Regions from separate parts of the Homo sapiens genome. Here region 2 is linked to region 1. The links are chromatin contacts, found by Hi-C in ENCODE. All regions are on one chromosome and are shown on one strand. The core of a region is the stretch at or near the end of the contact, and the rest is flanking DNA. Distances in the headings are between cores, read along the strand shown. Region 1 holds the start of HIP1 (huntingtin interacting protein 1). Region 2 holds the start of VPS37D (VPS37D subunit of ESCRT-I).

Region 1 (5,333 bases), core at 58-2,557:
GGCCAAGGTGGGAGGCTTGCTTGAGGCCACGAGTTCGAGACCAGTCTGGGCAACATAGAAAGACTCCATCTCTGCAAAAAAGATAGCCAGGCTTGGTGGCGTGCATCTGTAGTCCCAGCTACTCGAGAGGCCGAGGCAGGAAAATCGCTAGGACCCAGGAGCTCAAGGTCCCAGTGTGTTACGATCTGCACTCCAGCCTGGGCGACAGAGGGAGACTGACTCCAAATGAAACCAAAAAAAAAAAAAAAAACAAACAAAAACAAAAACAAAAACACACCTAAATTGGAGTTTAACGGAAAACTTTTAACTTTCTCCAGCACTCCTGCTAAGCATCACACTTCTCTCTGCTTGCTGGTACCCTGGCTGACGTCTGAGCAGGATGGGACGCGCGGCTCAGAGCCTAAGATAAACCGAAAGTGTCTACAGGGCTTTCTACCAACAAATAAGCTCTGACGGGTTCCTTTGATGAGGTTTGGGAGGCAGGTCCCGGGAGGTGCCCGCGGACTCAGCCCCGAACTCCGGGACCTGGGCTCTGCGATCCTTGCAGAGGGCATGGGCAGGGGCAGAATGGAGAAGTGCAGGACGGGGAAGCCTGGGAGCTGGGTGGGGGCGGCCACCCATTGAGCCGGATCCGGCCAGGCGCCCACGCTGCGCCCCGCCCGCGGGGCTGCGCTTTCCCGGGCTGCGGCCGCAGGGCTGGTCAGTCCGGCGCTCCCGGGTCCCAGGCCCGGAAGGAGCTAACGGGCTATTCGCAGGCGGGCTGGGATTCCCCCGGGGGAGGCCCCACTGCCCGGCCCGCGTCATCCCCGCCCATCTCCACGGGCCGTCGCGGGATAGCCCCCTGCAGGAGCGGGCAGGGTAGTGGGCGGCGCTTGGCGGAGGGCAGCACGCTCGGGGCGCGCGGGGACTGCGGCCGAGGGGAGGAGAGGGCGGTGCGCGGGCGGGGGCGGGGCGAGCGAGGGCATATCAGGGCAGCCCGCCCAGGCCACGCCCCATCCAGGCCTCGCCCCGTCCGCACCCCGCCCCGGCCCTGCCTAGAACGGCGGGACCACGGTGACTGACAGGACTCCAGACCAGTCACCACGCGCCTCGAGGCCCCGAGAGGCTAGTCGGGGCCGAGCCAGCGGAGGGGCTCCTGAAGGGGCGGGGGCGGGCGGGGAAGCCGTTCGGCGAGGGGCGGGGTCTCTGGAAGACTGGCAGAACTCACAGCCAATGGCAGGCGGGAGCCGTCCCGTTAGCGCCGGATCCCCGCGGGTAGGGCGGGGCGGGCGGCGCCGTGGGGATCCCGGGGCAGCCGAGGGCCCCTGACTCGGCTCCTCGCGGCGACATGGATCGGATGGCCAGCTCCATGAAGCAGGTGCCCAACCCACTGCCCAAGGTGCTGAGCCGGCGCGGGGTCGGCGCTGGGCTGGAGGCGGCGGAGCGCGAGAGCTTCGAGCGGACTCAGGTGAGGACGGGGGACCCCGGGGCATCCCTGGGGCACCCTGAGGGACGCGGTGTCCGGGAGGGGCTTTGAAGGGAGTAGGAGTCTTGCAGGCCCCAGTTGAAGACGGGGCGAGGGTGTAGTGAGCGGGGGCATTGACGTGCAGATCTGGGCGATCCCAGGAAGGTCGGGGACCCCAGGGTACCCCAGCTGGCCTGGGGAGAAGGGCAGAGGCGGGCTCGGAGGAGATGGCAGGATGCGTGGCCAAGAGGAGCCTGATCGGCTGGGTACCGGGCAGGAGTCCCAAGATGAGGTGAGAGGGGAAGGAACTGAAAAGGGGCGGAATGGAAGGGTTGCCCCTAAACAAGGGAAGCGCACGGGAGCCACTTGGAGGCTCAAGTGTGGGGGCGGAGAGTGGGGGCGCCGGGCTGGGAATGTGAAGGGTGAGGGGACCTCTCTTCCCCTCCGATCACTTCTTGGTTGCATTGACATCCCTTCCCACCCCCCACCCCTTAGCATCCCCCTTTCTCGATGCCTCTTGCTTGGCTCTGGCCAGCCCCAGCTGTCAGCTCTGAGGCCGGGCGGAAGGGGTCGGAGCAGGGAAAAGGAATGTAGGAAATGCAAAGTGTGGCCACTTTGTGGGAAAATTACTTTGGGGGCTAAAGTGGAGACCATGGTGCCCCTGAGCCCTGACTTGGGGTCTTGGTTTTATCCCCCAAGATGTGCCTGACAGCTAATAGGCAGACTGCCCTATTTGTCCTGCCTGGCCAGGGCTTGGGGCCAAAATTCCTCAGTGTCATCAACAAAAAGCCACAATCCATTTTTTTCTCCGAGTTTTTAATGCCTGGTGTATTGATTGGGCTGAATTAAGCTGACATGTTGATGGTGTTCATCAATTCATTTGTATGTAAAATCCATTTCAAAGAGTACAACGCTTCTTTTAATCCCAGTGCCAATGCTGGAGGGGCAGATTTCTTCTACACTCTTGTGCTCAGAGTGGAACCTTTGAAGATCCATTTGGGTCCCCCTCTCCAGAGGCTGGTCCCCTGATGTGTTATGCGAGGAATACTTCCCCCAAACACAGTTGGAGGGAAAGGGCTTTGGGATTTTAGTTAGAAAAGACAGTGAGAATCTGACTGAAGGTTCTGTATATGGAATCTTTCAAAGAATAGAGCTTTTGGCCGGGCGCGGTACCTCACACCTGTAATCCCAGCACTTTGGGAGGCCGAGGCGGGTGGATCACCTGACGTCAGGAGTTTGAGACCAGCCTGGCCAACATGGTGAAACCCTGTCTCTACTAAAAATACAAAAAATTAGCTGGGCGTGGTTGCAGACGCTTGTAATCCCAGCTACTTGGGAGGCTGAGGCCAGCAGAATTGCTTGAATCTGGGAGGTGAAGGTTGCAGTGAGCCGAGATGGCGCCACTGCACTCCAGCCTGGGCAACAAGAGCGAAACTCCGTCTCAAAATAATAATAATAAAAAAGAATAAAGCTTTTCACCCCCAGAGGACTTCATCCCCTCTTCTTATTCTGAAAACCTTTGGCCCCCCACCTGGGCAACATAGTGCGACCCTGTCTCTACAAAAAATAAAAAAATTAGGCTGGGTGCATTAGCTCACACCTGTAATCCCCGTACTTTGGGAGGCCAAGGTGGGAGGATCACTTGATCCCAGGAGTTCGATACCTGCCTAGACAACACACTGAGATCCCGCCTCTATTTTGAAAAAATTTTAAAATTATCCTCGTGTGGTGGCATACACCTATAGTCCCAGCTGTTTGAGAGGCTGAGGCATGAGGGTCACTTGAGCCAGGAGGCTGAGGCTGCAGTGGGCTATGATCGTGCCACTGCACTCCAGCCTGGGTGACAGAGTGAGACTCTATCTCTACAAAAAAGTGAAAAAAAGAAAGAAAACCGCGCGCAGGTGTGTCTGGATAGTGTGAAGCAGTGGGACCCTGTCTCTACAAAAAAAAAAAAGAAAAAGAAAAAAAGAAAGTGCCTCCATGCAGGTGTGTCTGGATGGTGTGAAGCAGGGAGTCTTCTCTACCTGGTTATCCTACCCCAGGAGGGAAGTGGGAAATGGTCATTTCACTTCTGCCTCCCAGGATCCAGCTAGGTTTGAGGCTTGTTCTCTGGTTTCATGGACCCGACCCCTGAAAAGAAGGAAGTTTTCCATTGGTCTTGGATGTTAGTGCCTCTGCTAGCTGCCTAGTTACATGAGGCTTCTTGCTCCATGAAACAGTGTGTATATTCCTTTTATTTTTATATTTTCATAGAGATGGGGGTCTCACTGTGTTGCCCGGACTGGTCTCAAACTCCTGGCGTCAAGTGATTCTTCTGCTTCTGCCTCCCAAAGTGCTGGGACTACAGGCATGAGCCATGGCACCCAGCCCTATTTTTTTTTTTAATAAATGAAATAAGAAAATAAATAGATATTATTTTTTAACAACCCGTTCCTTCTAGAGTCTCAAATAAGTAAAAACTAGAGCAATAGAGAAATATGCGTAAGACTTTGACCCATAATAGTGATAGAAATTAGGTTTGTGAAAGTTTCCACCCGTGAGTGGTATGTTTCCCTGCTATCCAGGGACGGCCCAACAGGAGAGTCTAGGTCAGTGTTTTCTGGTGTTTTACATTCTGTGGGACATTTGTGATTGGCCAGATTTGACCTGGGTGGGGTGGGTGGGGGTGAAGTAGAGTGGAGCAGAAAAAGAGAATTTTTCTGATGTTGAAACTCTTATTTTTAACTTTTTTTTTTTTTAAGACGGAGGTCTCACTGTGTTTTCCCAGGCTGGTCTTGAACTAGCCTCAAGCGATCTTCCCACCTCAGCCTCCCAAAGTGCTGGGATTTCAGGTGTGAGCCACTGCACCCAGCCTCTGGTGTTGAAACTCTTTAGGGGTGTAGGAGAGTAAAGAAAAAGAACCAGCCTGGACAACATAGTAAGACCCCATCTCTACAAAAAATAAAATTAGCTGGTTGTGGTATCACGTGCCTGTTGTCCCAGTAACTTTGGAGGTTGAGGTGGGAGGATTGCTTGAGCCCGGGAGGCAGAGGTTGCAGTGAGCAAAGATTGTGCCACTGCATTCCGGCCTGGGCAACAGAGTGAGACCCCATCTCAAATAAAAAAAAAAGAAAAAGAAAAAGAAAAGAAAAGAAAAGAGAACAGCCCTAAACCCAACGTTAGTCAATCTGCAAAAAAATTATTTTGTTTAATGACTACCTATCAAATGTATTATGAGGTTGCAGAGCTTGGTAAGCAAAGGGAAAAAAGGGGAAGAATGTATTATGAGATATAAAAAATGAATTAGAAAAAATTTAATGAGTTAGGAGACCATGAGAATCAGCCAAGGTATAATAATAACTAACTAATTATTGTGTTTGGCAGTATTCTAAGGACATCATTGTATTACCTTTTTAAATCTTGACAAGAACGGATGAGGTGGGTATCAGCCACATTTTACTCTCAGGACGATTGAGGCACAGAGAGGTTAAGTAACTCACCAGAAGTCACACAGCTGGAAACGGTCTCAACCTTTACCCACTGCCTCAGGCAGCCTCTGAGTACTGAGCAGATGCTGGCATTGGAGTTAGAAGGCATTTGAGGCTTACAGCTGGGCATGTACATGGGCCTTGTGGTCTCTGGGAAGTTGTCTAACCTTTCTAAGCCTCGGTTTCCTTATTGTCAAATAAACATAATACTTACCTGGCTGATTTATTGTGGGGATTCAATTAAGCCCAATATGCCTGAAGGCATTTTGTAAACTGTGGAGCACTAGTTCAGTGATTATTGTTATAATCTGACTGGGGAGACGAACCCGAGACAGCAGAAGTGTGAGCAATCAAGCAGGCTGTGATTAACTCTTCCTTAGAGGGATAGATGTGGTACTAGGTAATGGGATAATTACCAAGAG
Region 2 (5,165 bases), core at 1,325-3,824, 2.1 Mb after region 1:
GCTCACTGATCGCTGCACTCCCAACCCAGCACAAAGTCTGCCCCAGCTCCTCTGTAGCCCCAGATCCACGCTGCCCTAGCCCAGTCACAGGGGAGCCCGAAAAAAATTCACAGGTAGGAAAGTGAGCCCTGCTGGCTGTCCAGTGCTGGTGGACAGCAATGCTAGGCTCTGGCATGCGCCAGGCATTCAGGGTGGACTTCCCAGAGGAGGGGCTCCCCAGCCTGAGGTGTAAGAATGAGCCAGGGGGTGGCAGAGAATGGGTCTCCCTCCTGGCCCCCAGCCCCAGCCACCCCTCCCCTCACCTCTGCCTCCTGCTCCGCCTCTTCTAGCTCAGCCTGCAGCCAGCCCAGCGCGCAGTGGGGACTCCAGCGATGCATGCTTTCCTCTGAGGGCCACAGAGGGACAGAGTGACAGACAGGCCAGGGCCCCGGGCTTGCACTCTCCCGCTGACCCCATGTGATTCTATATTTCCCTTTCCCCTGGTCTAGAGCCTCAGTTTCCTCATCTGTACCGTGCCCATGTGACCGCTTTGTGGATCCGGCCCCTACCAAGTTTCTGCTCCTCGTCCTAGTACAAAAGAGACAGGGGAGGCTTTGTCCCCCTCAGCATCTCAGGGGGACCCTGCGTATTGGGTCCCCTTTCTCCCACCCAACCCTCCCCACTTCCTCTCACTTCCTCAACTCTACTGCCCAGCAAGCCAGGAGCAGGTCCGCCCAACTCCCATCCATCAGAGCCTGGCACTTCCCAAGGCCAACCCACCGGATGGCCAACTGCCCCCACCAGCCCCAGGGGGTTCTCCCAGACGTGCCCTCACCCAGTCGCTGCAGCTTGTCCGCGCAGTTCTCGGCCACCTCACGAAGCTCCTGGTATTTGATGGCCAGGGCAGCCCGGCCCATCTCCAGGCGGGGCCGCAGGGCCAGGTTCTCCTTGGCCAGCGCGTAGTTGGAGGCCAGGCAGGCCTCACGCTCCAGCTGCAGGCCCTGGAACTGCGGGCAGAGAGGAGCTAAGAGGCCCGCTCAGGGGATCTGCCCTGTCCACCCTACTGCCCCGTCCACCCTACTGGGCGACCGTGCCTGAGGGCCAGGCCAAAGGCACCTGTCAGGCACCCCTTCAGGGTGGTGAACCCAACAGGTGAAGGGACGATGACAGGCCGGGACCAGAACTGGCTCTGCCCTGAGCTCCCTCTCTGGCCTCAGTTTCCTCTTTTACAAATCGAGTTAAAAAACATCCACCTTATGGGGTTGTTGAGAGACTTAAGTGAGGAAAACTATAAAGGCCTCTACAAATGTTAGTTAATTTTTAATTTTTCAATTAATATGTCTGCTCAGGTCCCGGAGGAGTGCCCCTCCCTCCTCTGCCCCATTTTCCATGCATGGACAGCTTCCCTCTCACTCCAGGCCTTTGTCTGTTTCCTCCTCAGGTGTTTGCACCGAAAACACTCCCACCCCCTGCTCATCCTCTCCAGAGGGGTGTCTGCACCCCGTCCCCTCACAGCACCCCCTCGGGTCACCCTCTCTTCCCTTCCCACCCCTTCCTCTGCCTCCAGTGGAATCCTCACACCCCAAGGAATACACACCCCCTTTTCCTCCCTGCTCCGGGCTTACAGCAGCCCCGGCCCTGGAGAAGGCTTTTTCCTTGTCTCTAGCAGGGCCCAACCTCCCCTCCCTGCCCCTGGAGAACGCACTCCCCTCCATCTGTCCCTTGTGGGATGCACAAGCCCCTCCTCGCCTGCCTGCTTTCAACACACACTTGCCCTTTCTGCCCCCCACAGACAACCAGCCCGGGCCTATCTCCCGTGAAATATACAACTTTCTCTTACGGTGGCCTATGCAATACACACGGCAGCTTCCAGCACCCCTCCCCAACGCCAGGCACAAAGCCCCCTCTTGCGCCCCCAGAATGCGTGAACCCCCAACGGCCCCTCCAGGTGTCAGACAGGCCCCTAGTTCTCCCAGTGGAAGGCGCCTCCTCTTTCTGGCCCTTACAGAACGTGGGTGTGCGAGCCAGGGCCCCCCACAACACAGCCCCCCGGAACACACCTCCCCGGAGCATCCGCTGTAGGACACGCCTCGCGGCCATCCTGGGGGTGCACAGGCGCCCCCCTCGGGTCCCCGGCGCCCCACCCGCCCCAGGCCAGCTCCAAGCGCCCCCTCCCCCGGGGGTGGCTCCGCGGGGCCCACTCGTACGTGCCAGGCTCCGCGCCCACGGGCGGCCCCGCGGCCCGGCCCGCGCGGCCCTTCCCTCGAGCGGCAGGTCCCGCAGGCCGCTGCCCGTCCCCCGCGCCCCCCGCTCGAGCCCCCCGCGCTACCTTCCTGCTGAGCCGCACGATCCGGTCCAGCTTGGGCTCATCCTGAAGCAGGTCCCGGAGCTGCCCGGTGCTGAGGATCCCAAAGCGCCCCGGGCTGCCGGGCTCCGGCCCCGCCCGCGCCGCCCGGGCCCGGTACATGCCGCCCGCCCGCGCCCCCAGCTCGGCTGCTGGCTCGGCCCGCTCGGCCCGCTCCGCCCCGGCTCCGCTCCGCTCCGCTCCGCTCCGGCTCCAGGATCCGCTCCGGCTCCGGCCGCACGCACCGCTCCGCCGCCAGGGGGCGCCCCTCCCGCTCTTAAAGGAGCCGCGGCGCCGGGGCTGGGGGTGGGGCAGGGAGGAGGCGGGCCGCACCCCTCCCCGCCCCGGCCGCGCCGCGCCGCCTCCAGCACCCCAGGATCGCCCAGCAACCCGATCTCCCCGCCCCTCCCGGAATCTGAGCCGCCCTGCTCTGCGCCCCAGCACCGGCCCTGGCTCACCACGCCCCCAGGCACGGACTCTCCCACCCCGGGCGGTTACAATTTGCAGAGCCCGTGCACGTTTTCCCCTCGGATGGCAACAACAAATTTCTGACTTTGGCCGGGCGCCGAGGGCTCCTGCCTTGCAGCCCTCCCCAAGCCTCAGTTTTCTCTTCTGTAAAATGGGGTTGGAGATGGTGAGCGCTGACTTGCTGGCCGGGCGCGGTGGCTCTCTCCTGTAATTCCAGCGATTTGGGAGACCGAGAAGGGAGGATCGCTTGAGGCCAGGAGTTTGAGACCAGCCTGGGCAACATAACAAGACCCCCGTCTCTATTTAAAAAAATTTAAAAATTGTCAAAAGGGTGAAAAGAGGCCGGGCGCGGTGGCTCACGCCTGTAATCCCAGCACTTTGGGAGGCCGAGGCGGGCGGATCACGAGGTCAGGAGATCGAGACCATCCTGGCTAACATGGTGAAACCCCGTCTCTACTAAAAATACAAAAAAAATTAGCCGGGCGTGGTGGCGGGCGCCTGTAGTCCCAGCTACTCGCGAGGCTGAGGCAGGAGAATGGCGTGAACCCGGGAGGCGGAGCTTGCAGTGAGCGGAGATCGCGCCACTGCACTCCAGGCTGGGTGACAGAGCGAGACTCCGTCTCAAAAAAAAAAAAAAAAAGAGTGAAAAGAACAATTTTTAAAAGTATTTAAATGCTTTTAAAAAGTATCCGGACATGGTGGCATGCGTCTGTAGTCCTAGCTACTCAGGAGGCAGAGGTGGGAGATTGCTTGAGCTCAGTTTTGAGACCAGCCTGGGCAACACAGCAAGACCCCATCTCTATAAAAGTAAAATTAAAATGCTGAGGGATAGTGATATGGCTAGCAATGTTATAATGAATACACATAGTAGGTCAATACCCACTTGTTATTTTAGACATGCAGAAGCATCACAGAGGCCGGGCACGGTAGCCCATGCCTGTAATCCCAGCACTTTGGGAGTCCAAGGTGGGTGAATCATTTGAGGTCAGAAGTTTGAGACCAACCTGACCAACAAAAATTAGCCGGGCGTGGTGGTGGGCGCCTGTAATTCCAGCTACTCAGGTGGCTGAGGCAGGAGAATCGCTTGAACCTGGGAGGCGGAGGTTGTAGTGAGCCGAGATAGCACCACTCCACTCCAGCCTGGGCGACAGAGACTCCGTGCTCCGTCTCAAACAAAGAAAAAAAAGAAAAAAAAGAGATGATGTCGCCTCCCCAAAGTCACATTACAGGTAAATGATACAGTCCCGTTTCTTCTCATTTGTACAGTGTCCACAGAGCATACGATGCCGCTCTGCGCTGAACACTGGGTTAGGCCCTGTGGGGACACTGTCCCTGCCCTCAGGGAGTTCATGGATTAAGGCAGAGTCCCATTCCCACTCAACTAATTCTAGTATAAGACAAATGGCAGGTGTCACCTCATGATGGCTTTGTGATTCCCATGTGATCCCCGATATGTCCTGTACCTTGTCTTTACAAATAGGTTAAGCCATTGTCCCCATCTCAGGAAATAGACACTCAGAAATTAAGTCAGACAATGAGTGACCCAGCCTGGGCAACACAATGAGACCCCCATCTCTGCCAAACATAAAAAATAAAGTAGCCGGCCGTGGTGGTTCGTGCCTGTAGCCCCAGCTGCTCAGGAGGCTGAGGTGGGAGGATCACTTGAGCCCAGGAGGTTGAGGCTGCAGTGACCTATGATTTTGCCACTGTACTCCAGCCTGGGAAATGGAGCAAGACCCCGTCTCAAAAAACAACAACGACAACTGAGCTTGTTCCACCTTAATACACTGCTACAAAAGTACAAAGAGCAATTAGGAAGGCTTACCAGAGGAGGTGGCATTTGAGCTGGGTTTCAGAGGTTGAATAGGAGTTCTCAAGTTGAAGGAGAAAATGATGAAAGCAAACAGAAATCCATAAGCCAAGGCATAGGGGCGGGAAGAGCTGAGCAAGGACTCTCCCTATCCAGCCATAGCATGGTGGGCAGGCATGGTGCCAATGTCTGGGAGAAGCGGCAGGACAGCCTTGTTGACAGACCATAAAAGTAACACTTCTACTTTTTTTTAAAAACAGTTCTACATTTTTACAACAACTAAAATTGGCTTTCCCCTTCAAGACTCATCTGGAATATCACCACCTCCAGGAAGCCCTCTCCACCTTCCCAGGCTAGGGGGTTATTCCCTTTTCCTCTGGACTCACACAGTCCCTTCACTTTCTTTTTAGACAGAGTCTCCCTCTGTCGCCCAGGCTGGAGTCAGTGGTGTGATCTCAGGTCACTGCAATCTTTGCCACCCAGGTTCAAACAGTTCTCCTGCCTAAGCCTCCGGAGTAGCTGGGATCACAGTAATTTTTTTTTTTTTTTTTTTTTTTTTTTTTT

Evidence for each region. A loop is a pair of places that touch in the nucleus more often than their neighbours do. Pooled maps may share reads with other maps.
Region 2: a loop to region 1 is called in a pooled map, with 13 times the contacts of the local background. The contact joins the promoter of VPS37D here to the promoter of HIP1 in region 1. A Hi-C loop is called at or near these places in 5 of 50 pooled maps.

What each region holds. Positions count from the first base shown.
Region 1 is chr7:75,734,915-75,740,247 of GRCh38, reverse strand. It overlaps HIP1 (huntingtin interacting protein 1), which reads left to right and starts at 1,307. Exons shown (of 31, transcript NM_005338.7): 1 at 1,307-1,447. The coding sequence starts at 1,328. RefSeq lists a silencer at 530-1,519.
Region 2 is chr7:73,665,240-73,670,404 of GRCh38, reverse strand. VPS37D (VPS37D subunit of ESCRT-I) reads right to left here and starts at 2,574. Exons shown (of 4, transcript NM_001077621.2): 1 at 2,309-2,574; 2 at 815-986; 3 at 303-385. The coding sequence starts at 2,446. RefSeq lists an enhancer at 1,417-2,412 and silencers at 2,394-2,693, 2,804-2,903, 2,914-2,963.